2 separate regions of the Homo sapiens genome follow, and region 2 is linked to region 1. The links are chromatin contacts, found by Hi-C in ENCODE. All regions are on one chromosome and are shown on one strand. The core of a region is the stretch at or near the end of the contact, and the rest is flanking DNA. Distances in the headings are between cores, read along the strand shown.

Region 1 (3,007 bases), core at 1-2,500:
GTCAATCTAAATGAAAAAGCAAGGTAAGGCTTATTAGCTTCCAGTCACCTCGGAAAAGCCAGTGATTACACATGCAGAAGACATTTTCCTAACAGGGAAGGGCCATCCTTGCACACAAAGAAAATACTTTACTCAAGAGTCATACGCACCTTTTCCCTTTGATGAGGTTTAGCTACTCTGCTGTGAGGAATAATTTTTGCGGCGTAGACTTTGTTATTTGTCAAATCTGTCATCTCGTAACATTTTGCAAAGCCACCCTGAAAGGAAACAAAGCCGAGACGGAATTGAGGATGGCACAAAAATGGACGGCAGATATTTTAAATAAATAAATAAATGGGAAGAAAGAAAAGCAAAAAAAAAAAAATTGAGGAATGGAGGAGGGTGGACAGAGGGAGGCATTCGACTTCGTTAAAGCTCCCTCATGAAGAGAAATGCATTGCTGGAAACAGCAAGTTCAAACAGTTTCTCTTCTTCTTTTATAAAGGGGAGCTTTATGGAGGGAGTTGGAACGGGGAGACATGAAAAATAATCTCTGATGAGACTTGTCAGGAAAATTCCCTGGGAGCAGATAGAGGGAGAGAGGTCTGATGTAGAAAGCCCTCGCTTCCAGACTCAAGATGCATTTCTCTGGGCTGCGGGAGACACACAGTTCTGAGGCTAAGAATGCAAAGCCGATCCCCAGCGCTGCCGGCGCACAAAAGCCAGAGGGCAGGTGAGGAGCCCACCTCGCGCTGGGATCGGACCCCCGAAAAACCCGGAAGCGGCGGGCGAGGGACCCCGCGGGCTTGCCCGGCTTGGGGTCGCCCGGACAGACCTCCCGCCCGCCCGGCAGCCCGGCGCCCTCCGCTTGTCACCTTTCCCAGCACTTTGCCCCGGCAGTAGCGCTTCCCAGTCGTGGGGTCGACGATAATCCGCGAGATCTCCGGCCCCGAGTGCGAATGGTGGTGATGGTGGTGAGGGGCCGCCGGGGGCACTTGCGCCTGGGACTGAGGTGGCTGCGATTCCTCGGGGGGCTGCGGCGGCCGCTTCTTCTTCGAGTCCGCTCCGCAACCCTTGCCCAGCGCCTGCTCGCACATTTTGGTGCTGGCGGCTGGCTGGTAGGTGATAGTCCGCAAAAGCTCCATGGTCGCCTTGCCGCCCCGCACTGCCCGCTGCCACCCCCTAGGCGCGGTCACACGTCCGAGCCGGCCGTGGTCCTCGCACCCTTGCCTCTGGTGCCGACTAGCACCCAACACCCCGGTCCACTTGTGCGAGTGAGAGCGCTCGGCGAAGTCTTATATACGGGGAGGCGGGAAGGGGGCGGAGACTCGATACGCGACATCACGTCACGGCCTATGCCCCGCCCCACGGCCGGCCGAGCGCGCGTGGCCGGGAAGCAAGTCTTGTCCCGCCACCCGGGTCTCGCTTCCCAGCGGAGCCGCGCGCCTCAAACGCCGGCCGCCGAGATCTCTTGCGGCCGCGGGAAGGCCTTCAGAGCCGTCCGTGGGCCCCGCTGTCCCGTTCTTCGAAGGCTCCGAGCCTCAGCGTACAAAACAGAATCGCGAGGGCCGACGCCTGGCCTCACCCCCGCCCCAGCCGCCTGGTGGCAGGGCAGTGCCGTGACCCGAGCGAGTCGGGCGCGGGTGTAGACGCAGTCCCTCCCCCGCACAGCCCTTCCCGGCCGCCCGGGGCCTCCTGTGTCAAGGTATCAGGGTGCCCGGAGCCCGCCGCACGGGCAGGCGAGGCCTCCTCCGGCCGTATGACAGGGCTCGTCTGCAGCTGCCCCGCAGTGCCTGCCCGCGCTGTGACGAGCTCGCTGGTGTCTAGCTGGGGCAGTGCCGAGAGGCCGTGGGGGTGAAAGGCCGGGATTCGTGGAGCCGGGCATTCGAGCCCATCGCGCTAGGGCAGACACGGGCCCGCAGCCGGGATCCCGGGCCGATCGGCCAACCGTGCCAGGATCCCACTCGAGGCCCGTCTGGCCCCCGCCCATGCCCCTAGAGCGAGCCTCTGTCTGAGGTCGGCCCCTGAACCTTGCAGAGCGAGGTCGGCGTCCTGGCAAGGCGTCCTCCGCCCGTAGCCCGAAGATTGGAAAGCAAGGGCGCCATCTTGTGGAATGTTCCGGAATGCCGTTAGGTGTCGAAGTGGGCAGCGGTTGACAACCGTGGGCCTTTGACAGTTACTAGTACTAAACATCGATGCCGATTGTGAGTTTCCAATCAGAGTCATCTATGACTTCTTCCGAATGCATCTGTTGAGATGGCTCATGAGCTGCCCTGGTTCCTGGAGAGTCAATCTGAGACTTTCTGGGGTAGGGAGATTGGTAGGATGAAGAGAGGAGCGTAGGCCAGTGAGTGCAAACACAGCTTAGTTTCCCATTTCCAGATTTTGCTGTGCAGTTTGACTAATCTAGGAACACGTTTTTTTGTTTGTTTTTCTTGTTCTAATTACGATAGAGTAACATTTATTGAGGACTGTGCAGTATTTTTAAATGCCTTATTTCATCCTACAACAATTCTGAGAGAAATATTGTAAGGAAGGAAAAATAATTTTCCACCTTTCAAAGTTTTGGCCTGGGTCGCTGTAACCAGACAGATTAACAAGAAAACAAAGAAGCTTATTAACATATACGTCTCATATATACATGGGAGATAACCAGGAAAATTAGAGATGGTTTAAAATCGGGCTTAAATACTATCTTTAGCTAAACCAAAAGAAAAGAGTGGGGCAGGCAAGTTAAGGAATCATGACCAGGAAATGTACGGTAAACAGGAGTGGGGTTTCTTATTTCTTCATTGATAAGTTTTTCATGATTTAGAGTCATTCTTCCTGGTACAGAGGAGACACTTTTACAAATGGAGTTTTGTGGGGTTTTTTTGTTTTTTGTTTTTGTTGTTTTTTTTTTTAGTGAATGTACGTTTCCCTTACGAAAGGGTAATATGCCATTTTTAGAGCATTTCCTGGGTCTGCTGGTTCTCAAAATAATTATCTTAAAATAATCTTTATCCCAGGGCCATATTTGGGGTGGCAT
Region 2 (2,876 bases), core at 239-2,738, 4.9 Mb before region 1:
ATGTCATGGAATATTACTCAGCAATAAAAAAGGAATGAACTATTGATAAACACAACAACTTGGATGGGTCTCAAGTGCATTATGCCAAGTGAAAGAAGCCAATCTTAGAAGGTCATGTACTGCATGAGTCCATTCATATAACATCTCAAAATGTCAAAATTATAAAAACAGAAACAGAGATCACTAGGGTTAGGAGGGCAGGTGTTACCAAAAAGGTTAGCACTAGGGAGATCTTTGTGAGGGTGGAATAGTTCTGTATCTTGATCATGGTGGTGGTTACACAAAATATGTAGTAGAATGACATAGGACTACACAAATACTTTATATCAATGCCAGTTTCCTGGCTTTGATACTGTACTAGAGTTATACGAGATGTAATCACTGGGGGAAACAGGTACACAAGACATCTGTACTATCTTTGCAACTTCATGTGAATCTATAACTATTTCAAAATGAAAAGTTTGAAAGAAAATTTTCTCTGAGGCATCTCTCCCTTGCCTTCCTTCATCTTGTGCATTTCTTTCCCTGAGTATGACTTTTTCTCTTTCTTTCTCCCTTTCCCTTATGTACTGGGTTTTCCTTTAACGGTCCATAATGCCAAACTATGTCATTCCCCATCCTCCTATTGTTCCTATTTATTTAATGAAGGTTATGTTTTCATGTGCTTAATTTTAAAAGCAGGAAAGTACTAACTCTTTAAACAAATTTCTTAAAAAACAAAACCCAAAACTAACCTGCTTTTTATTTTATATAATTCAGTTAGTCATTATTCTTTAAGGTCGGAAGTCCACAATACAAACATGTTTCCAACACTTGTATTGGAAGATAATTTTTGTTTTATATGCATGGAGCATTAATATCATTCTTCATGTCTATGGATTATGAACACACACACATTCAGGATTTACTGGGGAAACAGTGACATCAAATATTATGTTCTATTGATTCTTCATATAAATCTACATGTCAAAAAATAATCCTTTGCCAGATCACGTATCCAGATTTTTCGTTTGGAAAATACGAACATTACTACTACAGAATATCAAACTGAATACAGCCCTGTCCTGAGGGCTTGCAAAGTGAATCTGGCAATACTTTGGAAAAGTACTACTGCAGGTTCTCAAGGACCCAAAGAGCTCTCCAGCTTTTCCAGTGGGTTCAGCCCCAAATATCCTAATTTCTTCAATAAATTACGAGTTGCAGGTGTTTAAATATGCAAGTATATTTTGGTCTTTTCGTTATCATTGTAAAACACCAGTCCTAACAAGCAGTAAAGATTACACTTTATGGTGGTAATATTTACAGTTAATGCACTTCTGCATTTCTTCCCGCACATTTTTCTTCTTACTTATTTAAACTAAGCGTTTCCCCTCTTTTTTTAAGCCCCAGTATTAAAAAGAAAATAAAATCCCAAAGAATTTCGCAACATTGCGATTGCACTGGCTTGAGAACGAAGGAAGTTAGTCCCTTGCGGTGATCCGTCCTTTCATCCTGGCGTTTGCCTGCAGCAAGATGGCGGCGGTGTCAATGTCAGTGGTACTGAGGCAGACGTTGTGGCGGAGAAGGGCAGTGGCTGTAGCTGCCCTTTCCGTTTCCAGGGTTCCGACCAGGTAATAGAATTTTCACACTTTTCTTCAAGCTTCTTGGGTCCCTCCATTTTTGCGGAGTCTCTGCTGGCTGAGTTCCGGAGGAGGCCTCGGGGAAGGCGTCCTCTGTTGACCCTTTTCTCGGGAGAAGTCGGGCGGACTAGGGACTGTCTGCTATCAATGGGCGTTGGCCAGGCGAGTGAGGGCGTGAGTGCGAGGCCGGGGAGGAGGACCTGTGGTTTTCTGGAAGCTTTCGTATTCGGCTTGTCGCTGAGGGAGAGGGTCCGTGGAGGTTTTGCCTCCGGAGCTGCAAGCTGAACCTTAGCCCTCAGAGAAGGGGAGGAGTCTCACTGATTTCTGTTTCCACTTTCTGCATCCCTTCCATTTGTCACCTGTTTGCCCACCACTCCAGTCCTTACAGAAGGGTTAAATCACTGTATCCCTTCCATGGTTTTAAGTGGTTTTAATTTGGTTTCTGCATAGGAAGATTGTTTATTCATCAGTCTGCTTGGGAGGAAAACTTGTTTGGAATTCAGTGTTAGTAAAAATATCACTGCTAGTAATATTGGAAGGTAATTTTTAAAAGGCTGGTGGTAATGCCTGGAGGTTTTCTAGGGATTTTGTTAAAGCCTCACAATAATTCAGGGATTGAATTGAGTTGTTGAGGGCTCTTTGCGTCCTTGAGAACCTAAAGTAGTACTTTTCCAAAGTATTGTCAGATTCAGTTGTCAGTTGATTGAGTTGTTACTGTTTTTCCTTGAAGCATTTTTGTGATGATTTTTTTTTTTTTGGCTGTATTAACCTTCCATTTTCTATTTTTCAGAATTTCCTGGAGTTTTTTAAATTATAGTACTAATGCTATACGTACATACACACACATATTAGAACAAAGATTGGAAAGACTGGATGGAGAGATTTGAAGGGGGTAGGAGGTGGATGCAAGTGGTTAAAAGTTGAAAGGAAGGTCTAGTAGAATGCTAATTGATTTAGTGTTAAATATAAATGGAATGCAGAGAATTAGGATGAGTTAATTCGGAAGAATTTTTAAGGATGAGTTTTATTAAGGTTTAAATATAGTGGGTGTTGGGTGGGAAAGAAGAGAGTGTCCCGTAGGGTCCGTGGCTTATGAAAAGGCTTGAAAGCATTAGTTAAACGATTACTAAATACATAGAATAGAGTCACTCAAAAGTAAGGGTGCTAAGATTGGGGAAAGGCAAATGATGTTTGTAATTAAGTGTTCCATATATGGAAAGTATTTTTCCTTTTTCTTTCTCTTTTTTTTTTTGAGAT

What was found. Hi-C counts contacts between places; a loop is a spot of excess contacts on that map. Pooled maps may share reads with other maps.
Region 2: a loop to region 1 is called in a pooled map, with 5 times the contacts of the local background. The contact joins the promoter of NDUFS4 here to the promoter of PLK2 in region 1. A Hi-C loop is called at or near these places in 4 of 50 pooled maps.

What each region holds. Positions count from the first base shown.
Region 1 is chr5:58,458,836-58,461,842 of GRCh38, forward strand. It overlaps PLK2 (polo like kinase 2), which reads right to left and starts at 1,251. Exons shown (of 14, transcript NM_006622.4): 1 at 855-1,251; 2 at 150-257; 3 at 1-6. The coding sequence starts at 1,124. RefSeq lists a silencer at 1,569-1,748.
Region 2 is chr5:53,559,151-53,562,026 of GRCh38, forward strand. It overlaps NDUFS4 (NADH:ubiquinone oxidoreductase subunit S4), which reads left to right and starts at 1,489. Exons shown (of 5, transcript NM_002495.4): 1 at 1,489-1,610. The coding sequence starts at 1,513. RefSeq lists an enhancer at 1,391-1,890.